Regions from separate parts of the Homo sapiens genome. Here all the other regions are linked to region 1. Evidence: chromatin loops called from intact Hi-C (ENCODE). Cell type or tissue: GM12878. All regions are shown on one strand. Region 1 has its middle 43 kb from the start of LLPH. Region 2 overlaps HMGA2 (high mobility group AT-hook 2). Region 3 overlaps HMGA2 (high mobility group AT-hook 2). Region 4 has its middle 35 kb from the start of HMGA2-AS2. Region 5 overlaps MSRB3 (methionine sulfoxide reductase B3). Region 6 has its middle 44 kb from the start of MSRB3-AS1.

Region 1 (5,000 bases):
TCAATAGAGGCATTTTTTGTTTCCTGGATGTGCCATGTTTCTGGTGTTCTTCTAGAATCACTGGGCTCCTTCTTGTAGTAAAAACAGTACTTTCAAATTGTTAGCTTTATTTGGAAAACTTTAAAGATAATCTTTAAAAGCCCCAGGCTAAAACTCGCACCTCTATTATGTTCCTTTATCCAGTCAAATAGTTGCAAATTATATGAGCTGGATTTGGATCCTGAATGGACACAACAGAAGATGTCAATATTTTATCTTGTATTCTTTCTCTGAGCTTCACAAATCTGTTTTGTATCCCTTCATTTTTGGTTAAATTATTGAAGACATATCATTTTCTGAAAGTCTTCTTAGTCCAGATTTCTTAGGCAGAAAAACCGCCATCTTGTTTTGGATAATGAAACCTCCGTCTACCATACTGACATGTGAAGTATTAGTTGGTTTGTAGCAGTGTTTTCATCATCATCAAATCTTTCGGGACACATCCATTTTTTTCTATGTCTCTTTTCTGTGCCAACTGAAGTGAGACTGGCTCTTTAAGATAAAACAATGTTTGTGAACAACCTTTATTTTTTAAATCACTTATGCTTGTAGAATGTGTTGTTTAAAATTCTCTTTGGGGTCCAGGACTTTATGCTGTATGCTCTTGGAAACACCACGGTCTTTTCCAAGTTTCTATTCTTATTTCTCAGGGAGAGAGACTAATTGTTAAAATGATCAGTATGCTTCTGATATTGTTGCATAAGTCATGTGAATAGGGGCCCTGCTATGTTGCCCAATCTGCCCTCGAAATCCTGGGCTCAAGTGATCCTCCAGCCTCGGCCTCCCAAGTATCTGGGAAGACAGGCGCATGCCACTGTGCTGGGCTCATGTGAATATTTTTAAGGACATACAAATAAACCTGTGTTTGATGTAAAGGGTGAAGACATTATCTTTGATTCCCAATTTCTACCAATTTTTTTTTTTTTACATAAGCTTTTTTTAGCCACCTCAGGCAATCACAGCATTTCAAAGGGGCTAGCTTGATACTTGGTTGAAGAGGGACTCTATCCTCCTCTGAATCTTGGATTCTAGCCTCAACATACACATCAGGTTTGGAATTTAATTTAATTCTTGGAAAATGGTTTCTTCATAAATTTTTTTTAATAAAAAAGAGATTTTAGAAGTATGATCAGGTGGTCTCCACACAGAGACATACAGGACACTTCCTGATTTGTGGACAACCCCCTTGGGTAAAACGGCCATGATTGCTCAGTCCCCAGCTTCAACAACAACTGGGGCAGCTCTGAAACCCTCTGGCTGTGGCCGAGGTGGACTCACCTTCAAAAGCGTCAAGGCCGGTGGGAGCTCTGAACTCAGAGCAGCTCCACAGGGGGCTGGGCAGGATGATAAATGGATTCGTTATTGTTGTGTGGAATGTCCACAAGAACCCTTTTGCACCTGAGACACAGAAAACATTAAAGGGGCCGGGCGGCACAAGCTTGGCTTCTGAAAGATAAAATACCATAAAATGAGCATGCAGTCATTGGGCAGATCATGAAGGAGGAAGGCATTGGACCTGCTCTCCAGGAAGGGACCTCAAGAGAGAACTTGCCAAAAAATCTCTTGGGAAGGTGCACATCTTCTGCAGCCTGCAGTAACCTCCTGGCTTCTGCAGGGCAGAAAGGAGGCCTCTTTTTTCAGAGAGATGGCTGTGTTGGCACCAACACACAACCCCTTCCCTCGTTTCTCATGGGCATCACTTTACTGGGAATGCTGTATGCTCCCAGGATGGTATTTCCATGAAGACATAGTTGGCCAGTCGTGCTCCCTATCCTCAACCTGATACTCAGACAGTCCCAGACAGAGCAAGGCATCGGGTTGCAGTTACACAGCAATCTGATGTGACAGGGCAGTACGCAGCTCAGGCCTCGTGTCATTAGAAACATCGCTGTTCAACGAGGCTCGGTGGCTCACGCCTGTAATCCCAGCACTTTGGGAGGCTGAGGCGGGTGGATCACCTGAGGTCAGGAATTCAAGACCAGCCTGGCCAACATGGTGAAACCCGGTCTCTACTAAAAATACAAAAATTAGCCAGGCATGGTGGCACACGCCTGTAATCCCAACTACTCAGGAGGCTGAGGCAGGATAATCGCTTGAACCCAGGAGGCGGAGGTTGTCATGAGCAGAGATCACGCCATTGCACTCCAGCCTGGGGGACAGAGCAAGATTCTGTCAAAAAAAAAAAAAAAAAAAAGAAGAAAGAAAGATCGCTGTTCAAAAACAAAATGCCTTCTCATTCTAATAAAACTCAACAATCTGGATGTCCTTCTCTGAAAAAGGAAATCAACACAGATGGCATTATCTTAAAATTGGGCCACCATTGAAGCTGTGGATCAGTGGCAACATGGAGTTTGGTTCCTACCGAAAACAAAACTGTCCCAATCCAGAGTCGGCCAGTAGATGGCACCCTGAGCATCTGACATAAAATCTAAGGCTGAGAATATTTATCTTCACCAAAGCGCTTCTCAAAACATTAAGCAAAACTTTGACTGAAACGCAACCGTATTTGGACAAGCAGGTTTATTTTACTTTAGTGCTGTGTTATTAGAAACATACATATGTGTGTGTATATATTTTACTATCAAACCCTAAAGTTATGGAAAATATCCTTGATGGTTAGGATGGACTGTAAACTTTTACAGTATTATTTGCAGGCAGATTTTTCAATTTCTTATTTAAGCCAGCTTTTTCTTAATATGAGGTTTAGTGGTTATGTGTCATACCAATGCTCAGGAAAACTCAGGAGAATATTTTTGGTTATCTAAATACCCCTGTGAAAGAAACGCACTCATAGGAAGAAAGAGAAATGCAGTGCGATACTTTGTGTGTTTTTAAAGAACAACTGAAATAAATGTTTCTATTTTGCTATATGCATCTATGTGGAATTATGTACACAAACACGTACAGCAAGATCAAGATGAGAAGATATATGGATATAGTTTAGTATAGGAATGCCACTCTATCTCAGATTCCAGCCCACACTCAAACCTAAAGGTTTTAGAGTAGGGAATAACTCTTAGAATTTAGTGATAGATATAGTATTTGGAAGATAAGCAATCCTTTAACCAAAAAAAACCATTGCCTTGAGTGGAAAGTCTGAACAAAACCTTCCACTGTCTCTGTGTGGATATTTTCTCACTGGGTAAGTGGTCAAAGAAGATGTGGTGGAGTACAAACAAAAACTAAAGGACAGATTGGAAGATCAGAGACTCAAGTTGCATGACAAAACTATTTGAGACTGAAGCAAAACTGAGGACCAATAATCAGAAGAACATTAAGGAGAGACATGAAGCAAAATTGGGGACCAATAATCAGAAGAATATTAATGAGAGATAGCAAAGTTCCAGAGGTACACATAAGAGGAGAAACTGGGAACACTCAAGACTCAAAACTAAAGGCACACACAACTTGTGGGCAGAACAAGATGAGCTTCCTGGGATGAATGTGTTTTGCTTGTAATTTTGCTCCCTTTGAAGGTGCAAGGGCTCCCTCAAGGATGCCTCTTTGCCCTTCTCAAGGGCACTCTTTCTTTTTGTATGCAGCGACTGACAGACTTACTGATCTCTTTGTAATCACAAATATTGACTCCCATTATTTATTCAGAGTTTATTTCATTGCTAGCTTTGACACTTGACACAGAGTTATATCTTGCAGATGGTGAAATAAATACTCATTCTTTGAGGTAACTGGATATCAAAGGGAAGTAGAAGTCCTCGGAATGTCCAGAGAGGGTGAGCAGGTGTTGGGTGTCTGTGGGAATTTCAATTATTTGAGTTGCAAGTTGGTTTGGGAAACTCCTTCAAGAAGTTGAGTGGCAGGTAAGGACAGGCTGGTGAAATCCTGGTCAACAGATTTCACCCAAGTCCTGTTGTTAGCAGCGATGGAGTCTCTAGTGTCAGTAGGAGTGCTGACCTATGGGGGAAAGTGCCCTTGTATATGGCATTGGGACACAGATTCAAATGTCCTCAGCTTTAGGAGTCTGTATCATCCTTTCCTGGGGCAGCCATGTTTTCATGAGCTCATTGGCCTTCCTGGCGCACAAGGATGAAAATAGTAAAAAGGAGGCCAAAAACAAAGCCATATTGACCTCAGTTGAATTCCAAAAATGAGGAGAAAGAAGTGTTAAAGTTTGCCAAATGGAAACAGAAACTAGTCTGTGGGAAAAGCAGTTTTATTTTCAGACTTCCAAATAGATCTTTCAAATGGCAAACCATAAAAACTAAATATGAACACTATTGAGGAATTGCCTGAAATACACAAAAAGGGCCCACGCCATTGTTCCAGCAAACAGTTAATCATGAGACCAATATATTGCTGTAGTGTCCCCAGGAATGTTTAAGACTTTTAAAAGGAGAAAGCACAGGGAGAAAAATATGCCTAATGGCTGCTAAATGACAAAAACAAGCTAAGTCTGATTCTCCCCACCTCACAGGGGAGTTAAAAGTATTGGAAAGCCTGGGAGTTTCCTCAGTTCATTCAACAAGGAATATTATTGTCTAGTGCTATCTTGTATTCAAGCTGGTTTTGAGTTGTTGCTCCCATACGTCCTGTGTGATTTTCAGCAAGTTGCTTAACCTCTCTGAGCCTTAGTTTGACAACTGTATCTATCTTAAAGATTAAGGCATGTTAGTAATGAACATAGAAATATTATTAATATTACTAAATATTTATTGAATGCCTACTATATTCTAAACACAGCTCACTTTTTAAAAAGTCCATAAGTATTTACATCCTAGATGCTGATTCAGGGCTTTGTATCATAGGGAAGTTATTTTCCTCAAAGGCTGAGAAAACCAATATGCCAGAGTTAATTTGTAGGGTCCACTAATGACAGGTTATTCTTCCTTTGGTAAAAACATTTAAAAGTAAAGGGTTTGTTTGTTTGTTTGTTTGTTTGAGACAGGGTCTTGATGCATTGCCCTGGCTGGAGTGCAGTGGTGTGATCATAGCTCACTACAACC
Region 2 (5,000 bases), 120 kb after region 1:
CTTGTGAGTGTCTCCCTCCTTGATCTGTTTTGACCAAACTTTATTACTCATTTAATGGAACTGTAACAAAGAGCAGGAATCAAAACACATGGGGATCACAGAGGCTGTTATGTTTATTGTGCAGAACAGACAGTGATAATACACTAGAGAAATATTTTCAACAAGCAAGCGATTCAAAGTACAATCATAGACAGCAATTCTACATAAAGAACAAAGAATAAAGTTAGAAGACACTCAAAGGAACAGGGAGAAAGTCAACTGCAGTTAAACGTCTTGATACTTTTCTCCTGCAAACATACCTAACTTGCAGAAATGGTAGAAAAGTTAAATGTCCAGTCTTATGTAGCTGCGACCAACAACAGCAAAGAACAGTCCTATAAAATTTATCTCCCACAAAAATAAACTATATATATAAAAATTTTATGATGTTCTTACTGTTCCATTGGCCACAAGCTTTTTTTTTCAGTATGAAAAATGAGGTATACTGGGACTTAAGAGGTAGTAGTGTGTTTTGATTGTACAACATACAGGAAATAAAAGTGTAACTTTACCAGAGATGGAAATCACTCGGTGCACCATGTTTGGCCAACATGAGCAATTGCTTCCATTTTATGAGCTGGCCAATGAGGTTTCTAAAAGGCCCATCCAAAGATATGGAATGCGACTTTTATTTTTATGAGCCACTGTTTATTTGCTTATTTAACGCACAGTTAACAGTAATGTTGAGTTTTAATTCTCTCCATAGCTCCTTTGGTGATTCACAACAGTGAGCGATCTGCCAGTCTCAGAGAGGTATGTGGCCTTTGAAACTACCTCCCTGAAGCAGCTGGAAGAGAGATGGTTTTGAGTTTCATTTGGCTTCAGTACTAAAAGCCATACTGACAAAAGCCGTCATGAGAAACTACCTCCTGGCCCAGTTGATAATACCATGTTAAAAAGTCAGCACACTCACTAGGAGAGAAAGGCATAAAAACTCTACATAAGAAGCGTTTAAAATAAATCTGGTTGAGACATATTACAAAAATCACATTTGTGTAAAATACATGAAAATATTTGTCAAGCATTTTCTTATATTCAACTAATCTTAAAAACACATATTTTTGATTGCATTATGCAAAAGCAGGGCTTGTTGCATCTCACCTACAAAGCTTCAAGTTTCTTTGAAGGTTGGCTTTTATTTTATTTATTATTTACTTATTTTGCAAAAGTATGTAAAAACGTGTTCCTTTCTATCAAATGTCTTTTACAAAAATAGTTTTGACTAGGGTTAGCTGCAGTTTGAACTATTTCAAACATTGAAAAAACAAATGAATGCTGCAAGTAACAAGTTCATTCCTTTTGAAGTCTGGAGGTAGGTCTTTGCAAGTCAATTAGTCCATCTCCTTAAAGAATTCATTTGAGGTACAGACTTGGAGGGTAATATTTAAATATTACAGTCAAATCTTGTGTGATGTGTAGTGTGATTGAGGAAAATTATCCTTAAGAACCTAGGAGCGACTTGGTTAAAAAATTTTCAAGTTAATGTAGAAATCTAGCAGAGAAGCTGAAACAAGTATTTTAAAAATTTTTAATTAAAAAAACATAGAAAAATACATAGTCATGCTGAAACACAGTAAGGAGATTGCTTCTTTAACTGTAATTAAGTGTACAAAAAGAACTGCAGATGATTAGAATCACCTACCCAGTAAGTTTTTTTCTTGCATTGCTTGTGTATAGCAGCATGTAATAAGTACTAGACTGTAAATTCGTTGTAACATTCAGAGGTAGTATTGAGTAGTGGGGATATATTGCATCTCTGGCTAAAAGTGCAGTTTGAATGAAGAGATGGTGAACTCAAGCCGAAGAAAAGCACCTTGGTCAACCATCTTATGTCAAAACGTATTACTTGAAGTAACACATATGCTTAATTTGAGGTAAGTGGTATTCAGGTCTTTCATGGAAACTGATACACAATGAAAAGAGAGAGGGAGAGGAAGAGAGAGAGAGAAAGACACAGAGAGAGATTGCCCCCCCCTTTTTTTTTTTTGCTTTTTAAATTGATGTATAACTATAGCAAAAGAAATTTAGATTTCGCTCCTCCCACCTCATAATTAGGTGAGTTCATCATGCATTATTCTGTTGTACCTTTTCATTAAATTACAAAGAGGATAATTTTACTTGTCTAGTTTCCTTAAATGCTCTGAGGCTGACAAGTGTTATTTATTGCTAAATGGCATTTTGGCTCTGTAGGAAGTAGATTTCCTGAAAATGAAGTGTTGTCCTGAAAACAAGTGCTGTGAGTAAATTTATTACTCCTGCTGATATGTGTGATATCCATAAATAGAAGAGTTGGCAATATTTGTTTGCTTACTTCCCTTTTTGAAAAATGAACATAACCTTTTCTAGTTTGTTAGCTGAATGAAAGGATACATCAGCATTTCGTCTCATTTAGAAATAAAAAGTTAAAAATCATCAAGTAAGTGTCTACAAGATTATACGAAAAAGAGAAAGTAGTATCTAGTCCTTATCTTTGGTGTTCTAAACAGAGGATTCACTACAGGGAGTGGGTTGGGGTGGTATTTGAGGTGTACACAGTGTTACACACCGCGTTCTTCCTATATGAATGCCCGACGTCACAAGTGTGACACGTTTCTTGTTTGCATGCAGTGCAGTGATTGACTAAACCCAATTCGGTTTTTCTCACCCGCCCACTCTTGCTTATCAGATCAACAAACTATTAGTAGGTTAAGAAAAAAGAAAACAGTAATTAAAAGTTGCATTGTTAAGCTGTGTCCCCTGTGTTTACAGCAGTTTTTCACTAAACCTGGGACTGTGAAGGGATTACAAAGAAGGTGATTAATATAGTCCTTTTTAAGGTTATGTGATTTCTCCCCACCCCACCCCCCCCTCCCCCACCCCACCCCACCCCACCCCAGATGAAAGTGGAAAGACCATGGCAATACAGAATAAGTGGTCACTGCAGTGTCTTCTCCCTTCAAAAGATCCAACTGCTGCTGAGGTAGAAATCGAACGTTGGCGCCCCCTAGTCCTCTTCGGCAGACTCTTGTGAGGATGTCTCTTCAGTTTCCTCCTGGAACACACAAAGGGCACAGCCATGACGCTCAATCGTTATACTGTGTGGGCTGCTCTTGCCAACAGTGCAGAGGTAACCTGTTTCCACAGCACATTATGCTTGCCTCAAAAGAGGATGACGATGACTGGCGAGCCCTCATTCCCAGGGCTTCTTAAACCGTAATTGAGGAATCAAGGTGTTGTTTTTTCCCAGAGCGGTCATTAGCCACTGTTGACTTAAGGCTTGACATCATGGCGGCTGGTCAGCAAATTCAATTGTTTGCTGTCCAGAGAATGTCAGGGCAATGCACGCTTACTCACCAATTAGAAAAAAAGTAGGAATGGATAAATTTTTCCCGACAGCATGCCATTCATCAGTTTTAAAAACCGGCACACAAGAAAAATAGAGTTAGGGGGATCCTTTCTTAAGGTATAAATGAACCCACCCTCCAGATACTGGTAATAATAGCTGGTATTTTTAGAGTGCTTACCAGATGCTTAGGCACCTTCTGTTAATATTCCTGTTTTACATCTGAGAAAACCAAGGCACAGACAAGTAATGTGCCCAAAATTACAGGGTGTGTGGGACCAGGATTTGGGTCGGGTTGGTACTGGTGCCAACACCTGTGTGTGACCCCTACACCACTGTGCAGAGGCAGTGTGAGAGCAGGGGCAGAGCTGACAACGAGCCTTCCCAAATCCATTTCCTCCCCCTTGTATTTATTAAAGCACATTTTGAGACAGTGACCCAAGTTCGGCGTTAACTGCTCAATCTCAATACTAATCCGCATCGACCAAACATTTGATGGTGGGCTAGCCAAGCAGAGAAAATCTAATATATATGTTTTTGCAAGGCCCCCTCTTCATATAAATCTAACTCCTCCTTCCCTTTTCCTTTTTCTGATTCCTTATGGCTCTGGAATTTGTTGGGGTTTCTGCGAGCCGGCTTGAGCCGCAAAGTTCTCTTTCCTTTTGCTTATTTAACAAATGTGCAGTACCTTTCAGGACATGGGTGGTAAAGCGGAGACAATAAACATTTCCGATAAAAGCGTCGTTAGTGAGAGGATGATTTTTATCAAATGCTGCACATTGTCTCATAAGACGGCATGTGAAAAAGATCTGGGGGAAGAGGTAAACATTTACTCCTGCAGCAGACCGAGCCCCTTTAAGAATGGCCAGCTTAAAACAGCTTATAACAGTCTTCATACTTTAATAGATTTGATTTTCCACATGGCTTCATTTTGTCTGGGTGGCTAACCGACACAATTTATACCTCTCTTCCTTTCCCAGGTCACTACAGTACACCATTCAGTAAAGCATGCCTTAAAGCTTGTCTGCATTATATGACCAAACTTCCATTCATTAGTGTTTGAAACACTTCAGCTGTGAAGGGGCTCCTAAATGCTACCATGTGTGATGCTTTTGCGTAAAAGCAGCAAATGGGAGAAAAAAACCCCACAAGAATGGGCACTCACACATTCACATGAATGCACACACACACACATACACACACACACACACACACTCTATCCTGGGCTTTAATCACAGGCCACTGCATACTTCAAACCCTTTGCAAAAGGTTTCAAATATTCTCTTTCCCCCCGAAGACTGAGCGAGCTGTAAATCCTGGGAATAAACACACATACAAATGAATGGATTACAGCTTGAAAAATATAACCACGGCAGCATCAAGTCATGAGATTTCACACCGGTTTTGTTTAGTCTGCTTTGGGTTTTGTGGGAAAAGTGGAACGTATGAGGCTACCTCCCCTTTAACTCCCAACCCCCAAACTGTGGGCTTCACATATTTAAGCAGCAGGTTTATACCTCTTGACTAGGCAACAGGCCATGACCCTGAGATTCTCTGTGGAGCCCTGGCCACAAAGGAGGATGTAGCATGATCAAAGCCATGGGCAGACGAAAGAGAGACGAGCCAAAGATCAGCTGCC
Region 3 (5,000 bases), 130 kb after region 1:
GAAAATACTGCAACAGAAGTAATGCTGGTCTCTGGGATACAATGAATTTCTCCTTTCTGGGATAAAGGGCCATTTTTTTAAAATCTGGAAATGGTAGGCACATTTTTCAAATAGGGAAATCATTTTAGGTATAAACTAATTGCAAGTTTCAGGAGTGATGATTTCTGAGGACTACCGGTTTGATCAGTTTTCCATGCCAGGTTCAATTCTTACTGCAGGAACACTGCATTTAAAAAAATAGCTAAAGAAAGCAAAAGGATTTTTGCATAAACAAAGTATTCAAAAGAAGGTAATTTTTTTTTTTTTTAAATAGAGATGGGGTCTCACTATGTTGCTCAGGCTGGTCTCAAACTCCTGGGCTCAAGGAATACTTCTGCCTGGGCCTCCCAAAGTGCTGGGATAACAGGCATGAGCCACCGTGCCCGGCCCAGAAGAAGAAAATTTATTTCAATGTTTCCACAGCTGTTGTGGAATGTTCTTATTTTTATGCAAAGTAGCTTTAAATTATGATTAAAGACTGCTTAAGGGTTATATTCCAGATGTGCTTATTAATGGCATAGACTAGGAAAAACCTTTTCCCTTTGTTTTGTAGATGTGTAAAATTTTGCATAGGTGTTGTATTTGCGGCCAGGGAACAGAATATTTGTGGATTTTAATCATTATTGCACCAAACATTTTTCATTATCCTGAGTTATGACTTTTGAGTAAGATTATAAAAATATCAATAACAGTAAGTTAACAATTTCTCTGTAGACATCTGAGTGTCCAGCAAACATTTCCTGAATGTAAGTGTCTGAGGCAATGCAACATATTTCTATGCAACCATTAAGGATTTTCTTAGAAAGACCAGGTTTTAAAGCCAGTTGCTATTTGTTCCACATTAATTTGGGTCAGCAAGTTTGGAGAGTAAGAAGAAAGATTATATATTGAGTAAACAATTGGTTTTTATCCAGTACACATCAAAATGTAGAGGAAAATTCTGCAATATGAAGAGGAAATGCAGGCAGCCACTGCCATTTTGTTTTGAGCCTAATCCACAGACTTCCCCACACAGAAACAGTCATACTTAAAAAAAAAACTCTCACAGCAAATTTGTCAAGTCCAGAAACACTAAATTTTGCTTTTTGGAGTTTTATAAGTTGCCCTAAATTGATTGATGTTCTTTCACTTCTGTTAGAAGTTGTCATCTCTATAAAACATTTCCTGCCAAGAACCGCTGACTTCATCCTGCCAATATTCCTGTATTACAACTGTTAGCTAAGCTAATTACTTCATCTGTTTACAGTTAATAATCATTTTGATACGCTTCCTCTGCCCTCCAATTTCCCTGTGCTTCTATGTCCTTGAGCTACTTTATTAAGGGTTAAACCTTGGTTTCTACTTTGCTCTCTCCTTTTCCCTTGACCTTGGTGATGTCAGAGGTCAGAGGTTAAGTCAAAAAGTATTTCCTATACAACAAAACCGTGCAACTTAGGGCAACCTTTGATATGATTCTTCATGTTTTGCCAGTTGGTACTAAACATTTACTGGCCCACAAGATGTTTTACTAGCTTGAAAGTGCATAAGCAAGAAAATAAATACATCGGTAATCTTTGTGACTTAGGCAGTATAAATCATTATGCTCCTTGAGTGAGTAGACGAGTGAGTATTTGTAAGTCTGATTTATTATGAACTATTTACTGCACTGGCCAAGGTACCATGTAAAAGACGAGTGTTAGAGTGAGAATGCTTTCCCCTTTCCTCCTTCCCTCTTTGTATGTCTAGACTAAAAGCCCCCAGTAAAAATGCCTTCTTTGAGAACGAGATGCTGACTGCAATTCATCAACTTGCTTGTCCCAAAATGAAATCTCTCATTTTGCTCCAAACAATGTTTAGGTTGTCTGAAATATAAACATCCTTAAAACTGCCCTTGAAGTCTCTGTAAAAACATTCAACATTTTATTTTGAGGGGGAAGAAATCCCGTGATAATCAAGGCTTACTGAGATTTCTTTGCCCGGGTGCACACCACCCACAGAAGATGTTACTTGCAAGTAAAAACTCTTTTTTTGAAACAGAAAGCTTTGTTTCCAGTCTTTTAGAAACTGAAAACTTTGCAATTCTCTCATTGGGAAATTGAAAAGGAGCAGGTTTATACCTGTCCTAATTGCCAGAGGCATCGTTTGCCAGGGCTGTACAACAATGGGGAAAGTGGATTGAAAGGGTGGAGAGCTGTTAGGATTTTAAAAACCTGTTTTCCCTTTGGGTAGAAGAAAGGTGAGAGAAAAATGTCTGAATTACATTTAGGGAGTCCCTTCAAGTCTCAGATTAAAGCCTTAAAAGGGAAATAGCAATAAACGATCAAATACCTGATAAACTAGCGAAACTTTTTTAGACATCTCAGTTGGAGAGACACTTATTTTTATCAAAGTAAAAACTTGAGTAACAAAGCACCCTCTAATAATAATAATAATCTGGTACTTTTATGGTGTTTCTTTTTTTAAAAAAAGAAAAAGAAAAACCTACCACCATTTCCTACTGAAGAATGTAATTCATATGACTGAGAATTCAACTGCTCAAATTGCTAAAAAACGAGCTGCTTTCTATTTCTTTCTTTCTTTCTTTTGAGATGGAGTCTCGCTGTCACCCAGGCTGGGGTGCAGTGGCACAATCTCTGCTCACGGCAACCCTCCCCCGCCAACCAGGTTCAAGTGATTCTCCTGCCTCAGCCTCCCGAGTAGCTGGGATTATAGATGGCCGCCGCCACGCCCGGCTAATTTTTGTGTATTTAGTAGAGATGGGGCTTCACCATGTTGGCCAGGCTGGTCTCGAACTCCTGACCTCCCAAAGTGTTGGGATTACAGGTGTGAGCCACTGCACCCAGCCTCATTTCTATTTATTTGTAATTAGCTGATTTCAATTTATTGTTTATCACTTGAAGTGGAAATATAGTAGAGTTATTTTGTAAGCTGTTTTCATTGGTTTTGGAATTTTAGAAAAAAGTTAACGTACATATTACAGATTTTCCCCTTTAGATTTTTAAGAGACTATTAACTCTCCCATTAGGATTATGGGACACACTTGATGTTTGCAGCTGATGACACCTGGTGGATTTCGCAAACACAAACCCCTGCAACAGGGTGGTCCTTCACTTTTCATTTCTCTCTAGATGCATGTACTTGTATACACAAACACAAGTGCGTATGCAGGTGCTGAGATTTATCATAATTCTGAATTTGTCTCCTCAGAATAAACTCTGCTGCTTTGTACCCCAGGTTCAACAAGGGCCATTCTTGAAGTTCTGAGGAGACTTCAGCATTGGGCAGTATGAGGATACTTCACCACAGAGCCTTTGTAATTCTGTATACGTGTGACATAAATGCTAGGAAGATGATTCTGAATGCTTTAGCCCTAACAGTAGGATGGAGCAATTACTAGAAAATTTCCTCCAGCTAAAAAATTCCTGCCTTAAAAAACATTCAATGAAAACACTTGACGTCAAAGAGGAAGTACTTTGGAATAAATCAGGATTCTAGAATTTTTGAGACTATAAATCTCTGGAAATGAAAAACTTAACAGTCAAAAATAAGTCAGAATGTAATAATGCTACCTGGAATTTATATAATTATGCATCTCTTGTAATGTTCTTGGGAGTAAGGGAAAAGGCATTATTATTATCCCATTTCCTAGATGGATAAATAGAGCAAAGAGAAATTAATTAGCCCAGTGATGGGGCCAGAAAGAAAAACGTAGGTCTGTTTACACACTGCTGAGCCCTTTTCTTTAGATGTAAAATATTTAGTTGTGCTAAAATTTTTACCACCTCAAAAGCGATTCTGAATGTAACCCCTCAAAGTGCTGTTGAAGGAAGGATATGAGGCTGAGTTAATCCAGATTGCCTCATGGGAAAGCCATCTGGGAGGGTATTTTGAAAGAAACAGATGGAAAAGGAAGAGATTCTTTTGAATGTAGTGTAAAATTTACATTATCCTCCACGAACTTTCACGTAGTTTTCATGTTTATATAATTCATCACTGTGTCATTACACAATATAAATTAGGTAGCCCAATGAGCTCATGTTCTTTTTTATAATTCTGAGTCTGAACTCTCCTATAAAGGGCAAATCTGGAACAGGGTCTGTAAGATAGCCAGATTGATCCTTGAAGATCAACTCAATCCACTTGTGGCTTCTTTGAGATTCTGAATTCTCTTGGGAAAAACAACTGTGATTTCACTTATATTATTTCTTGATGTATTAATGTCCAACTTGCAATCAGTTCTAGCCATATTAATAATCTCCACCTATGATGTATTTGTTCTTGCCTCTCTACCTTTCTATATGCCATTCATCTCATCTGTAATTTCTTTCCCTTAATTTATGTTTCAGTTTTCCCTTCTGCAACTCAACAACAACAAAATCAAACAAAACAAGAAAATTCCAGTCTTATCATCCCCTTGATAACCTGAGGCATTCCACTCATTCATCTGTATCCCCCGTGTGTCCCATACACATTGACATTCTGTGGTCATTTGCTCAACAAATGTTCAGACATCTTCTCATGTGTTTTCATGGAGTGTCTTCATCTCTAGTTGCATATTAAACTCACTTAGGGAGTTCATAAAAAATATGATGGATCTCCAGACCAAATAAACAGAATCGCTGAAGGGTGGGGCCATGCTGGGGAGGTAAATGTTTAACTACTTGCTCCTCAGGAAAAAAAAAAGTCCTGATTTGTAGTATTTGTCACTTTCCATGGTGTAAATACTCCCACCATAGTGGATTTCAAGCTACCTACTTGACATCACTGAACACAGAATTCAGAAGAGATGTTCACTATTTGCTCACAAGGGCTGGTTCCAGCATACCACTGGATAGGACACAGGCATATACATATAAATACATTTCTCAGATGCAGTGACTGTTTTTCTTTGTTTGACTCATCTTCCCTATGACACTAAGCACAAGGGCTGAATCAATATTAACAAACCACATAAAGTGATTAATCTATAGTTCACAGCCTGT
Region 4 (5,000 bases), 100 kb after region 1:
AACCCATATTCCTGGGAAAACAATCAAAACTTCAGGTACATTTGGTTACCTGATGGTCCATTTAAACATTTTATAAAGGGATTTCATTCAATTGTCATTTTCAATGCATGTTTTCTGGTTATAGAAAAGTTCTCTCATGCAAGAGGACTGATGTTGTAACAGTACGTTATTATGCTACATTGTAATTTCACCAGCTAAAGAAAGCTTTTTATGTTTTACTGAGGACAGTCAACTCCTTCACAAACTAGAACCTGAAAACGGGATCTTCTGAAAATATCAGGGAAAGACTGCCCTTGCCATTTACACTACAACAAGACTTTGGACACTTGAACTTTGGGTTCATAATGTCACAACTGAGAAGGGTCCCTCCACACTCTTGGAACTGTACACCCGCTGGAATCCTTAAGGTAAAGCTAACCAGGAAAGTTTCTCTCCAGAAGATGGCATCCTTGATGTGAGCAGCTTTTCCCGAGATCATGGATCAAGACTTCTCTACTCTCATGAGACTCTTATCTTTGAATTTTTTCTCCTTGTTTATGTGTCTATGAACAATAGAAATGAAAAGGGGGTCTGTTGTGTGCACTTATGGGTTATGCTTTTATTTGTGAAGGGTTTTGCAACCAGCCGTATACATGGATAACCTTATACTTTGATAGATAAAAAAATGAAGGCCTGGCTGGGGCAATGGCTCACGCCTGTAATCCCAGCAGTTTGGGGGCCAAGGTGGGTAAATCACAAGGTCAGGGGATCAAGACCATCCTGGCCAACATGGTGAAACTCCATCTCTACTAAAAATACAAAAATTAGCTGGGCGTGGTGGTGCACCTGTAGTCCCAGCTACTTGGGAGGCTGAGGCAGGAGAATCACTTGAACCCGGGAGGCAGAGGCTGCAGTGAGCCAAGATTGCACCAGTGCACTCCAGCCTGGGCAACAGAGTAAGACTGTATCTCAAAAAAAAAAGAAAAAAAAAGTCCTAATGTAGATAAGAAACTTTAGTTGTACATATGTTGCCTCATAATCACTCAAAAACAGAACATTGGTTCACTCTTCTTAACCCACATCATGGGTTAAAGAGAACATTGCCAGGAGGCCTTCACTCTTCAAGAGAGGCATCATTTGTTAGGTTCTTTTTTCATGGCTTGGAATAAAACAGACAATGATTAGAAATGTATCCCTCATGACAGGCTCTGTAGCAGATTCTACTATAAAGGCTATGGTTACACAACAGACTTAAATTCTCTTCTGAAAGTTATGCTAAATAATAGAATTGCTCTAGATTATTTAGTGGCTGAACAGAAAAGTATCTGTGCAGCTGCTGGCCCTCGTGGCCTATGGAGAAATACATCAAATGTAGATTATAGAGATTCACTTGTAGGGGATTAACGAAGAGACTGCTTAGTTAAGTGAGTAGACTCTTTGTCTAGCTCATTCTCTAATCTATTTGATTTTAGGTGGTTTGGTTTGTGGGGACCCTAGTAAGGAGCATACTCCAAATTCTTGGTATTATCCTCCCCAAAGTCATAATAACAGTCTCCCTGGCATACTGTATTCTCTCGAAGGTTTTAAATGTTTGCATGCAGCCATCTCTAGAATGTCAAATGGTCTGTCTTCACTGCAATGACAAGAGCTGAAAGAAGTGTTCAACCGTAAGGACACTGTAACCTATGAATGACATGCTGAGACTGGAAACCCAAAATGATGGTAACTGAGTGTGGCACTAAGACCCTAAGTTTTGGTCACACTCTCACCTAAGTGAGAACCTGACGCAAAAAGGGAGATTTTTTAAAGCAAAATTACAGGAGGCCATTGTTTTGGACTGAGTTCATGCACTAGGCCCCAGCAGACCAAAGCAAACAAAAATGGAGTCGCTCATGCTACATGTGATATAATCAAACTAAGATTTTAAGCAAACACATACATCTTAGAATAGACCAGGTTTCATTTTTCTCCTGTAAACAGAATATTCCAGCAAAAGGAGGTAACTTGTACTCAAGCCCTTGTTCCTACCTTTGCAAAACTCACTGTTCTACTGTTTCCTAGTGGGTTTCAAGACCAAATAAGTACATTTACAATGGTGATAGTGACATCAATGACTAATGTTTTGGTTAATGCCTCAAAATTGAGAAAAATGACCAAAAGTGGGGATTTGTTAAAGCAAACTAAATATTGCCTGAGAAGGACTCTGTACTTCTTTATTTAAGTCCTTGTGGGTGAACTGCAACCTAACTTAATAGGCCGACAAGATTGAAAACCTAACTTAGGAATATGCCCTGAAACTATAGCTGAGACTTGGCCAATCCCAGCAGCCATACTTCAACCACTTGTACACTGCTGAGTGTTCAAACTGTGTTCAAATAAGGCAAACAGCAATCTGTAACCAATCCAGCAGTTTCTGTACCTCACCTCTGATTTCTGTACATCACTTCCTTTTTTTTTCTCTATATATTTGTTCTGACCATAGGCATTCCTGGAGTATCTGTGAATCTGCTGTGATCTTGGGGGCTGCCCGATTCATGAATTGCTCATTGCTCAATTAGACTCCTTTAAATTTAATTCAGCGGAAGTTTTTGTTTTAACATAGGTAGTCAATAAATAGGTCTTAAATTCATGAAAGAAGACTGCCATGGTTGTATACATGGATTCATCCCTCATGAATTTGGTAATTGGCTTGGTTTATATACATATTACTAAACAGAAATGGATTGAAGTCTTTACTTTGGGGCTAGTTCTTGTTTTTCCAGAAATTGCCAATTAAGATAGAAATACAGACAAAGAAGGAAAATAGGTTAGCCCTTAATCATCCATTAAAATAGCATCAGGAAAAAAAAAGATCAGTTCCCATATTGACCAGAAGAGGGCAGAGTCCCAGTGGTAATGTGACATAGGACAGGTGTTTGATGCTGCAGGAAGGTTTCAGAACATATGACACTGCCTAGGGAAGGTAAGCATAAGTGTCAAAGATAGCCACGTGGAAGAAAGAGAAAGAAATAATCTCCAGGAGGGGATGGGATAGGAGATCTTAATAAATCTTAATAAATTCTATTTCCTTTACTGAAATTCATCTTCCTTCCTCAAACATTATTGAGCACCTACTATGTGTCGGGCAATGTGCCTGGGACTCACAATACAGAGACAGATATACTTCATGTGGTGTCTGCCCCAGGAGCTTACATACTAGTAAGGGTTACAGAAAATTTTTTTTTTCCTTATGTGTTAGACTTCTTTTTTCTTTTCTTTTTTTTTTTTTTTTTGCCACATTTTCTTTAAATATATATATATATATATATATATATATATATATATATATATATATATATATATATATTTTTAAATTATACTTTAAGTTTTAGGGTACATGTGCACAACGTGCAAGTTTGTTACGTATGTATACATGTGCCATGTTGGTGTGCTGCACCCATTAAATTGTCATTTAACATTAGGTATATCTCCTAATGCTATCCCTCCCCACTCCCCCCACCCCACAACAGGCCCCGGTAGGTGATGTTCCCCTTCCTGTGTCCATGTGTTCTCATTGTTCAATTCCCACCTATGAGTGAGAACATACAGTGTTTGGTTTTTTGTCCTTGCAATAGTTTGCTCAGAATGATGGTTTCCAGCTTCATCCATGTCCCTGCAAAGGACATGAACTCATCCTTTTTTATGGCTGCATAGTATTCCATGGTGTATATGTGCCACATTTTCTTAATCCAGTCTATCATTGATGGACAGTTGGGTTGGTTCCAAGTCTTTGCTATTGTGAATAGTGCTGCAAGAAACATATGTGTGCTGTGTCTTTATAGCAGCATGATTTATAATCCTTTGGGTATATACCCAGTAATGGGATGGCTGGGTCAAATGGTATTTCTAGTTCTAGATCCTTGAGGAATTGCCACACTGTCTTCCACAATGGTTGAACTAGTTTACAGTCCCACCAACAGTGTAAAATTGTTCCTGTTTCTCCACATCCTTTCCAGCACCTGTTGTTTCCTGACTTTTTAATGATTGCCATTCTAACTGGTGTGAGGTGATATCTCATTGTGGTTTTGATTTGCATGTCTCTGATGGCCAGTGATGATGAGCATTTTTTCATGTGTCTGTTGGCTGCATAAATGTCTTCTTTTGAGAAGTGTCTGTTCATATCCTTTGCCCACTTTTTGATGGGGTTGTTTGTTTCTTTCTTGTAAATTTGTTTGAGTTCTTTGTAGATTCTGGATATTAGCCCTTTGTCAGATGAGTACATTGCAAAAATTTTCTCCCATTCTGTAGGTTGCCTGTTCACTCTGATGGTAGTTTCTTTTGCTGTGCAGAAGCTCTTTAGTTTAATTAGATCCAATTGGTCAATTTTGGCTTTGGTTGTCTTTGCTTTTGGTGTTTTAGACACAAAGTCCTTGCCCATGCCTATGTCCTGAATGGTATTGCCTAGGTTTTCTTCTAGGGTTTTTATTGTTTTAGGCCTAACATTTAAGTCTTTAATCCATCCTGAATTAATTTTTGTATAAGGTGTGAGGAAGGGATCCAGTTTTAGCTTTCTATATATGGCTAGCTAGTTTTCCCAGCACCATTTGTTAAAAAGGGAATCCTTTCCCCATTGCTTGTTTTTGTCAAGTTTGTCAAAGATCAGATGGTTGTAGATATGTGGTATTATTTCTGAGGGCCCTGTTCTGTTCCATTGGTCCATATCTCTGTTTTGGTACCAGCACCATGCTGTTTTGGTTACCTTGTAGTGTAGTTTGAAGTCAGGTAGCGTGATGCCTCCAGCTTTGTTCTTTTGGCTTAGGATTCTCTTGGCAATGCAGGCTCTTTTTTGGTTCCATATGAACTTTAAAGTAGTTTTTTCCAATTCTGTGAAGAAAGTCATTGGTAGCTTGATGGGGATGGCATTGAATCTATAAATTACCTTGGGCAGTATGGCCATTTTCATGATATTGATTCTTCCTATCCATGAGCATGGAATGTTCTTCCATTTGTTTGTGTCCTCTTTTATGTCATTGAGCAGTGGT
Region 5 (5,000 bases), 780 kb after region 1:
TTTATCACTGTATCCTCACTGCTTAACACAATGCCTGGCATGCATAGTTAACATCTAATGAGTTGGAATTAAATTCCTTACACAATGTAGTGATAGATATGTACACTAATGGAAAAATGTAAATAATATTGATAATCACGCTCACAGAAGTAAAATATTTAGCCATTGTGGTTTTCATAATAAAATTAAAATATTAAGCTTATGATACAGGCGCATATAAAATTTTGGACTTTCATGCCTCACTTATTTAAATTCTTAAAATCACATTTTTAAAAAGTACAGTGGTTCTAATTTAAGAACCCACTGATGCATGCTATATTAGTTCTGTTTATTTGGCCATTGTTAAGTAGAACTTTCTTTCTTTTTAACTACAATAAATTGGTAACTTAATCATGCTAACATTGTTCATTTTCATTTTTTCCTAAAGGAATGACCACATGTGGAATGAAAAGCATTTTCATTATCCTTTAACAAGATGAATGTCCTATTTTGTGTGATTTGGGGCAGTTTCTTACTCAGACTGCCAGCCTCTTATGAACGTTATGATTTGCAGATGTGTAGTGTGCATTAAAGAACAAGAAGATATGAAATATTAGTGACAATTATACACTGGGCAAGGAAACTGGACAATGTTCCAAGGGTTGTAAGGATTGTGGAAATGAATGTTACTCAAAGTAGAGTGGTGATTTATAACCAATTTCCGTCTTCAAATTAGGGCCCAAGTAAAAGAAAATGAAATTTAGCAAAGCATGATGGTGTATCATTTCCTGCAGCAGAAACACCCAGTTGGCCCTGTGCCTTCACTATGTACAGTACAACAAGCAGCAACCTGAGGGAAGCCCACAGGCTCGAAGGGCTACTGGCTGGCTCTTTGTCACCAAATGCAGCAGGTTGAATGCAGACATCACTGTGATATCTTCACCAACAAAACGAGAAGCAAAGAACAGGGGCAAGAGCTGAGTAGGAGAAAAAACAAAAACAAAAATCAAATTAAAACATCACAAATATTAAACACATTCATTGCACAACTGATGGTTACAGTTTTATCTGGAACTGAACACATGCACATACTGCTAATAAATTTCAAACGCCTATTTTTCAGCCCGTGAGCTTACTTTCAATCTAGCTTTATTTGTACCTTAGAGGTAAAATACACACTACATGATAGCAGTGCAATCTGTGAACACAGTTTACAAGAGGTTGAGAAAAGAGAGGAAGTTTAAAAACAGTTGAAAGGAATTCACATTTACTGAGTTCATACCATGTGACAGGAACTGTCTGGAGCCTAATATACACGTTGTATCATTTAATTCTTACAATAAACCAAGGAGGTAGGTTTTATGCCCCAATACGTATGTGAAGAAACTGTGACTCAAAAGTCCAAGGGCACAAAGCAAATAACCAGTGGAAAAAGGACTAAAAAACCCTGCTATACTGACTGCAAAGCCATGTTCTTTCCTTACACCATGCTGCCTTCTTCCAGCAATTATTGGCAAATCTCCCTCCCTGGAGAAGACTATAAAATAATAAGATTAAGAGACACATTTTGTTAGAATTTCATTTTATAAAATAGAGACCCAGAAAACCTAAGGACAATTAAGGGACTTCACTTTCAAAACAGCGTTAAGTTCGAATAAAGCATGGCAAATATGAATTTTCATTTAATTATATGATTTATAATTTCTAGGTCAATCCTGTGAATAATATTCATGATTTAGTAATTCAAAAAGTGTAAAAATGTTTTTTAATGTCTTTGGAAATGAATTATGTGGAAGAATCTAAAAATTGTGTAGATATTAAACTTTAGAGAAAAGTTCAATTCTTAGGATTTTCTTAAAAGTTTTTTACAATATTTCAATTGGTAAAGATTAACTTTAAATGCAAATGGAAAATACTAGATTAATAAACTTCATATATGTTGTTTCAAATTAGCATTTTAAGTGACTTTAACCATTAAATGTCCAAAAATTAATATAAAATTAATGTCTTGTTCATTTCCTGACCACTTCCCCTGCTTCCCGCCCCAAAAAAAGTCTGTTCCGGACTCTTCTGACCTCCTTGAAGAACAAACATATAATAAACAGTAATATATTTTACTAAATCACTCTGGAGTATATCTGACAGAAATCTGCTTGTATTAACATGCCTGAACTCTGACTTCCCCAAACTAAACTCACTACAAGACTAAAACATTTTTGTGTTACTAACTGCAGACAAAGAGGAGGGAAAAGGAAGGTAAGTATCACAATGCACAGCCTGAAAGAACCATTAAACATAAATAAACATGTCATTTTCACGAGTGACTGCAGAGCAGGGAAAAGAGAGCATTCCTTTGGAGCAGACTACTGACTAATAAAAGATCAAAGGTCTATACCTCACAACACTATAAATAAAAATGTATTTTTTCCCTGTGACCCTTCTCTGTGAGGAATAAAGCACACACAGTAAATGTAATTACTTAGCAAAGCTGCAGTCTCACTGTGCTTCCACAGCTGACCATAAAACGTCTTCCTATTCTGTTTCATCAACTCCTGTACCAGGCAGCCTGGGCGCCTACCAACCACGGTGGCCATCTGGCTTATGTCAAAGCCAGCGCACAGGAAGAGAGGCAGTGATGTCACTCTGCAGGTCAGGGAAAGAACAAAGATGCATTCTACAATTAAAACCTGAGGGCCACAAATACCGGGAGCCCTCCAGCATGATATGACTGTGTGATTTAATATTCTGTTGCCTGTATTTCTACCCAAATAGCCAGGGCTCCATCTAGTGGCAAATTAGTTTTGCCCAGCTTTTTGAAAATAGACCCAGAAAGTACATACATTAGCACCAACAAAGTGGGGCAACTAAAATGACTACTTTTAGAGCAGTCTAGTCTTTCTATACTGAAGAATGCAAAAAGCACAATTTGTCACACTGTTCTCCATTTTCTAATCCTAAAAGAATGTGTTTCATAGGTTAGGATTTGATATTATCCGAATTATTTTAATGCCTGCATGGATAGTAGAAAAGGATTGAAGTTTGCAAAATGCATGCAAAGTAGCATTACTCATAAACCACTCTGAAAATATGTAGCTGAGACATAAAGTGAAAACCAGTTCTAAAGAATGGATGTATGCATCTGGATGCCTTGGTTACATCAAACTAATACTCATACTTCCACAGAACAAAAGAATCATAGTTAATATGGCTCTAACATGTATTTTTATACTGAAATGATTTAACAAAATTATTTTAGCTCATGTTTTCCACCTAATTAATGTTTGCGGTAAATAAAATAAAACACTTTAACAAACAGATCTAAAATACATATATTTGCATGAAAGATGGGATATCACAATGGATGTGTGTGATCCGTGAACACAGACCATCTGGGTTTGAATGCTGGTCATGCCCATAGCCAATTCTGTGACCTTGGACAACTTGCTTACCCTCTCGGGGCCTCAGTTTCCTCACTTATAAGATAATGATTAAATAAGTTAATTGGTTAAAAGTGCTTGGTACAACTCCTGGGACATAGTATATGCTCAGGAAATGTTAGCTATTATTATTTAAATATGCCAAATATTTGCTAGTTTTAAATGCATGAATTAGAAAATTGTAACAGTACATTTATATCCACTCCTTCTTAGAGTTAACAAGCTATTCTCCAAAGAATCCTATTTAGGCCAGAAAACCACTACTTGATAGGTTTCCACAGTAAATTATTCTAATGAAAACAAACAACAGAGAAATCCTAAAGATAACAGTTGACTGTGCACACAGCATGTGCCATGCACTGCTCTAAGCATTTCACATTTATTAGCCCTTTTAATCCCCACAACCTCATGAGGTATATACTATCATTTTCCCCTTTTTAGACACAGAGACTGAGGCATAGGGAGGTTAAGTAAATGGCCTAAGGTCTTACACTTAGTAAGGGGCAGGGACCTTAAGTAATTGGGTAATCTGATTGATACATGTGAACTCAGGACATTCACCTCCAAAGCCAGTGCTCTTGACCACTACACAACTGGCAATGAAAAGCCTTATGATGCACCAACCAACTCTAAATACTCTGATTCCATGTTTCCCCACTAGGTAGTATGACGAACATGTAATAAGGAAACTTAATTCAAGAAGATTACTTGATGGCCAGACGAGGTGGCTCACACTGTAATCCCAGCATTCTGGGAGGCTGAGGTGGGCAGATTACTTGAGGTCAGGAGTTCCAGACCAACCTGACCAACACGGCGAAACTAAAAGTACAAAAACTAACCAGGCATGGTGGTGGGCGCCTGCAATCCCAGCTACTCAGGAGGCTGAGGCAGGAGAATCGCTTGAACCTGGGAGGCAGAGATTACAGTGACCTGAGATTGCGTACTGCACTCCAGCCTGGGCAACAGAGAAAGACCCTGTCTCAAAAAAAAAAAAAAGAAAAATAACAAAAAAGAAGAAGATTACTTGAAGATTCTCTCCCTTGACATTCTCAGATTTCTAGACTTGATATTTCTAGTTCCACCACATGCAACTTCAACTGCTTTCAACTTCAACTTTTTCTTTAAATTCTTTGGAAATACCTTCACAATCTGTAAAGCTAACTCTATGTTAATCTACCAAAACTTCAAAATGTTGACAATGTACTTTTGAGGACCAAACAAACTAACAGCTACTTCCACTCTCAGATCACCTAAATTGAAGTTTCAATTCGGCAGCTTTCACCCGTTTGTATTCCCTGAACTGTCTGAGTGAAGGCCATTGCCAGAAACAATCCTAGTCCTGAAAGCAAAAGCTTAGCATTAAACACCCTGTAGAAATCAGCATTGAGCAAGGATCACCAGAAAATCCATAATTCTCCAAGTTTATTCTCAACTTCCTCACTTTCGCATTGCCTTTTATTCAATTAACTACATGGATGAATGACATTTACAGATAATCCATCCACCTCGGCCTCCCAAAGTGCTGGGATTACAGGCGTGAGCCACCATACCCAACCTAATCAACATGTTATTTTTTTAAAAGCC
Region 6 (5,000 bases), 400 kb after region 1:
TACCACCTAACTGTTATATAAAGGCCAACTAAGGAAAAGTAATTTATAACAAGAATCATACATGCCTCAATATGAATATATGGGCGTCAAGACACTGAAAGACATAATAAAGTGATTATATGCTTACACTTATTTATAATGAATAAATGGGAGTTAAGGTCAGCAGCCATTCTGCAAAAGTTGCTGGGAAAATTCAAGAGGAAAAGTACAAATTGATATAAGAATAAAAACTAGTGTTGGGATAAGTAATGACAGGCTATACATTTTTGTATATAATAATATAAAGAGGAAACTCATTTTAAGTATAGGAAAATGTCAGCCGGGCATGGTGGCTCACGCCCATAATTCCAGCACTTCGGGAGCCCGAGGAGGGTGGATCATGAGGTCAGGAGTTCAAGATCAGCCTGGTGAAGATGGTGAAACCCCGTCTGTACTAAAAATACAAAACTTAGCTGGGCATGGTGGTGGGCGCTTGTAATCCCAGCTACTCAGGAGGCTATGGCAGAGAATTACTTGAAACCGAGAGGTGGAGGTTGTAGTGAGCTGAGATCGCGCCACTGCACTCCAGCCTGGGCAACAGAGCGAGACTCTGTCTCAAAAAAAAAAGAAAATGTCAAGAAGAAATCGAGTCAAATTGTAGAACATGAAGTCCAATATTCTTGTAAATGAACTATTTTTTTAAAGTTTTATCTTATTTTTAATTGACACATAATAGTTGTACATATTTATGGGGTACAATGGGATGTTTGAATACATGTATACATTGTGTAATAATCAAAATTATGGTAATTAGCAAATCCATTATCTCAAACACATTATTTCTCTGTGGTGAGAACATTCAGAATCCTCGCTTCTAGCTACTTTGAAATGCGCCATAATACATTATTGTTAACTATAGTCACCCTACTGTGCAATAGAACACCAGAACTTATTCCTCCTATTTAATTGTAGCTTTGTACTTATTGATAAACCTCTCTGTCTCCCCTCTATTCCTACCCTTCCCAACCTCTAAGAACTACTATTCTATTCTCTATTTCTATGGGATCAACTTTTTAAGATTCCACGTATGAGTGAGATTATGCAGTATTTGTCTTTCTGTGTCTGGCTTTTTTCACTTAACACAATGTCCTCCAGATTCATCCATGTTGTCACAAAAGAGGATTTCATTCTTTTTAATGGCTGAATAGTATTCCGTTGTGTATATATACCACATTTTCTTTATTCATTCATCCATTGATGCACACTAAGAATGATTCCATAACTTGGCTACTGTTAATAGTGCTGCAGTTAACATGGAAGTACAGATATCTCTTCAACATATTGATTTCCTTTCCTTTGGATATATATCCAGTAGTGGGATTTCCAGATCATATGGTAGTTCTATTTTTAGTTTTTCGAGGAACCTCTACACTGTTTTCTATAATGGCTATATTAATTTACATTCCTACCAACAGAGTGTAAGAATCCCCTTTTCTTCACATCCTTGTCAACACTTGTTATCTTTTGTCTTTGATAATAGTCATTCTAACTAGAGTGAGGTGATCTCACTGTAGGTTTGATTTGCATTTCCATGATAAATAGTGATGTCGAGCATTTTTTCATATACCTGTTGGCCATTTGTATGCCTTCTTTTCAGAAATGACTATTGAGATTTTTTGCCCATTTTTTATCAGGTTTTTGGGGTTCTTTCTCTCTCTCTCTCTTTTTCCTTCTTTTTTTTTTTTTTCTTTTTTTTTGGCTATTGAATTATTTGAGTTTGCTGGGCCCTGCTTATAAATGTAATGTCAAAACAATTCCCAATGTTATGACATGGATTAGGATAATGACTAAATATCAAAGAAACTTCTATCTCCTATATGGTAAGAAGATAGAATTCCTTATAATTCATTTTCTGTTATTTTAAAAGTCCTTGGAGACTATATCTTTTGATAGGCAATGAGAAATAGAAGGTAGTTTGGGAAAAGAAATTGTAGTTCAAGAGGTTGTAGAAAAGTAGTGTGGTACACCGTAAGATTAAAAATAGCGAGCAACCCTCAAAATTGGCAAATACTATCAAAATGTAATTTTCACAATCACATCACATATTTCTTATTATTCTGCCTCAAAATTTTGATTATAAAATATAATCAGCATTATTAATAAATCTCAATTTGATTTGTGTGTTTTATATGTGTTTGCTAATATGATAATATTTCATGCTAAGTCCATTAAAGGAAGTCTCAGATTTTTTTTTTTTTTTTTTTGAGATGGAGTCTTGCTCTGTCGCCCAGGCTGGAGTGCAGTGGCGCAATCTCAGCTCACTGCAAGCTCCGCCGCCGGGTTCACACCATTCTCCTGCCTTAGCCTCCCGAGTAGCTAGGACTACAGGAACCCGCCACCACACCCGGCTAATTTTTTGTATTTTTAGTAGAGATGGGGTTCACCGTGTTATCCAGGATGGTCTTGAGTCTCAGATCTTGTTTATTGTGATTTTCCGTGACATCTCTAGATTCAGACTGAAACAATTTTGTTGTCCAGCAATTCAAGACTTTAAGCAGTGTGGAAATTGGTGGCCCAATTTTTCAAAATGACAACCAACTCTTACAAATGTTCTCAACAGAACGAAGTGATTTTTGGTCAGTTGTCTTCCTGAAAATTATGTGTCTATTAAAACTACTAAAAAAAACCTTTGTGTCTGTATATAAAGTAGCATTTGGTTTCAGGCTGAGATAATTATAAACAAATTTCTCACTTACATGACTATTTTCTGGGGTATTTAAAAGCTGTCCAAGCGGTCTGAGACTTCTTCACTGAGTGCTTCTTCCCCGCACCATAGGACATCTGGTATTCTTGCTCCATCGAATGCTAGAAGTATCCCCAATAACTGTGAAAACAGAAAATACTCCCACAAATTTCCAAAAAGGCCTCTAGGGGGAGGTACTATCTCTGCTGAGAAACAATGATCCAGATCCATGACCTTGCACTAGCAACAAAGACCATTCTCATCTAGCCTCTGAACACAAACTTTCTCCATTGTTTCTATGTTGCAATGTATAGGCAATTCTACAAGTGATCATTCCAGTTTTAATGGCAAAAGAACTATCGAAAAACTAAACTATTTCTTAAGGTAACTCTTGACTAGAAGTCTAGTCTGTTAAGACCTTGTTGTTACTATACATATATGTATGTATATGTGTATGTGTGTATATATATGTATGTGTATATGTGCATGTGTGTGTATATGTGTGTGTGGGTGTGTGTGTGTGTATATGATGGGATCTTGCTTTGTCCCCTAGGCTGGAGTGTAGTGGCATGATCATAGCTCACTGCTGCTTCGAATTCCTGGGCTCAAGGGATCCTCCCACCTCAGCCTTCTGAGTAGCTGGGAACCACAGGTGCGAACCACCATGCCCAACTAATTTTTTTATTTTTTTGTAGAGACAAGGTCTTACTATGTTGCCCAGGCTGGTCTTGAACTCCTGGGCTCAAGTGATCCTCCCACCTCAGCCTCCCAAAGTGCTGAGAATATAGGCATGACCACTGTGCCTGGTTCCTATTGTTATTCTGTACTCATAACACAACGGTTGTAACCCAGGGAGAGAGTTTTCCTTGTTGTATGTCTGTGCATGGGCACCACTGGAGAGATATGAGGGCAATAACCTGTTGAGGTCAGGGACTTGCCTCTTTCATGTCTCCATTTTCCCCTTCCTTCCTTCCTTCCTTCTTTCCTTCTTTCCTTCCTTCCTTCCTTCTTTCTTTCTTTTTTTTTTCAGAGTCTCACTCTGTCACCCAGGCTGGAGTTCAGTGGTGCAATCTTGGCTCACTGCAACCTCTACCTCCCAAGTTCAAGCGATTCTCCTGCCTCAGCCTCCCAGGTAGCTGGAACTACAGGCACAGGCCACCATGCCCGTGTCCGGCTAATTTTTGTATTTTTAGTAGAGACGCAGTTTCACCATGTTGGTCAGGCTGGTCTCAAACTCCTGACCTCGTGATCTGCCTGCCTTGGCCTCCCAAAGTGCTGGGATTACAGGCATGAGTCACCGCACCCGGTCTATGTCTCCATTTTCTAGGGCAGTGCCTGGTGCATATTTGCTGCTGCCATTCATTTCTGTTGGGTAAAGGTTGAAAGAGGCATGCTGACACACAGGTCGTGATGCAGGGTAGAGGAAAAGGGGATGGAGTCAGAGGTTAGCACTATATTCACTCTTTAGGGAGGATGGCCATTTGTAGAAACTGGTGACTGAGGGGCACACCAGGCTCAATCACAATCCTGGAGGAGGCTGTTAGCCCAGAAGGTGTGTGAGGTAGGTTGAAAGAGAATGGAGTTAGGAAGAGATGGCGTTCTCAAGGCTGGGGGAGCACAGTAACCAGGAGTCTTGGGAAGCCATGTAGGAGAGCAGGGAAACTGCTCTACTGATTCAAGCCTCCATAGCTAGTTTGAGACCCAAGTACGGGACTGTTTAGGGGGGCCTCAATAATAAAGTACAGTGCAGTCGTACTGGCATCACATTGGAGTTTAAGAAAATGCTTTAGATCTCAAGGAGATCTGAGGAAGGAAGCAGGACCCCAGGCTGGAAACTGCAGAACAGAATCGAAGGTAGTATCCCAGTGCTATGGCCTGAATAGGGATACAGGGACTAGGTATGGAATGAGTTGTGCAGGGGGATGATATGACCAACCAAGGGCCTTAGTCTCAAGTCTCAGATATGGCTGACAGCAAGTGGGATTTCAAGGGTAATGTCGTGGGACAGAGCCTATCATTTGGGCCCCTTGAGTGGGAAGAAAGGATGAATTCCAATGAAAGAGAACCTGAGGCTGTTTAAGAAATCTAGGGTTGATCTGGAAAGTAGGGTCAGGCTGGGCTCAGTTTTGAAGGACTGGATAAAGCAGAAGGAAGGGAAGTAAGCCAGGTGGGTGGTAGAAGTGAGGTGGGATAGACAGCAACATTTATTAAGTATAAAATTGGCTTGGGTGATATATTTTGACCTATAATGTACGATGAGGTGCTTGAATTATGATTA

What was found. Peaks named below come from ENCODE experiments on the same cell type or tissue, not always from the same donor. Only the 100,000 strongest peaks of a DNase experiment are listed, where the experiment ranks them.
Region 2: a loop joins it to region 1, with 4 times the contacts of the local background. A loop is called at or near these places in 4 of 110 quality-filtered maps.
Region 3: a loop joins it to region 1, with 7 times the contacts of the local background. A loop is called at or near these places in 3 of 110 quality-filtered maps.
Region 4: a loop joins it to region 1, with 4 times the contacts of the local background. A loop is called at or near these places in 19 of 110 quality-filtered maps.
Region 5: a loop joins it to region 1, with 5 times the contacts of the local background. A loop is called at or near these places in 26 of 110 quality-filtered maps.
Region 6: it touches region 1 in a loop (2.7-fold over the local background); 8 of 110 quality-filtered maps call a loop at or near these places.

Annotation. Positions count from the first base shown.
Region 1 is chr12:66,085,002-66,090,001 of GRCh38, reverse strand. No RefSeq gene overlaps it. Among named protein-coding and RNA genes, the nearest start is that of LLPH, 43 kb to the left of the region's middle. In GM12878, a CTCF peak has its summit at 2,434 (motif pointing right); a DNase peak (open chromatin) is centred at 2,441; H3K27ac peaks cover 287 bases.
Region 2 is chr12:65,961,315-65,966,314 of GRCh38, reverse strand. It overlaps HMGA2 (high mobility group AT-hook 2), which reads right to left. Exons shown (of 5, transcript NM_003483.6): 5 at 24-3,070. The coding sequence ends at 3,023. Among named protein-coding and RNA genes, the nearest start is that of HMGA2-AS2, 15 kb to the right of the region's middle. In GM12878, a CTCF peak has its summit at 3,028; a DNase peak (open chromatin) is centred at 3,037.
Region 3 is chr12:65,952,786-65,957,785 of GRCh38, reverse strand. All of the region lies in intron 4 of HMGA2 (high mobility group AT-hook 2), which reads right to left. Among named protein-coding and RNA genes, the nearest start is that of HMGA2-AS2, 6.6 kb to the right of the region's middle. In GM12878, a CTCF peak has its summit at 3,084 (motif pointing left); no DNase peak of the experiment used is centred here.
Region 4 is chr12:65,981,693-65,986,692 of GRCh38, reverse strand. No RefSeq gene overlaps it. Among named protein-coding and RNA genes, the nearest start is that of HMGA2-AS2, 35 kb to the right of the region's middle. RefSeq lists silencers at 2,750-3,044, 2,621-3,192. In GM12878, a CTCF peak has its summit at 2,856 (motif pointing right); a DNase peak (open chromatin) is centred at 2,831.
Region 5 is chr12:65,304,485-65,309,484 of GRCh38, reverse strand. MSRB3 (methionine sulfoxide reductase B3) reads right to left here. Exons shown (of 7, transcript NM_001031679.3): 2 at 830-956. The coding sequence starts at 905. Among named protein-coding and RNA genes, the nearest start is that of MSRB3, 28 kb to the right of the region's middle. In GM12878, a CTCF peak has its summit at 2,757 (motif pointing left); no DNase peak of the experiment used is centred here.
Region 6 is chr12:65,683,639-65,688,638 of GRCh38, reverse strand. No RefSeq gene overlaps it. Among named protein-coding and RNA genes, the nearest start is that of MSRB3-AS1, 44 kb to the right of the region's middle. In GM12878, a CTCF peak has its summit at 2,903 (motif pointing right); no DNase peak of the experiment used is centred here.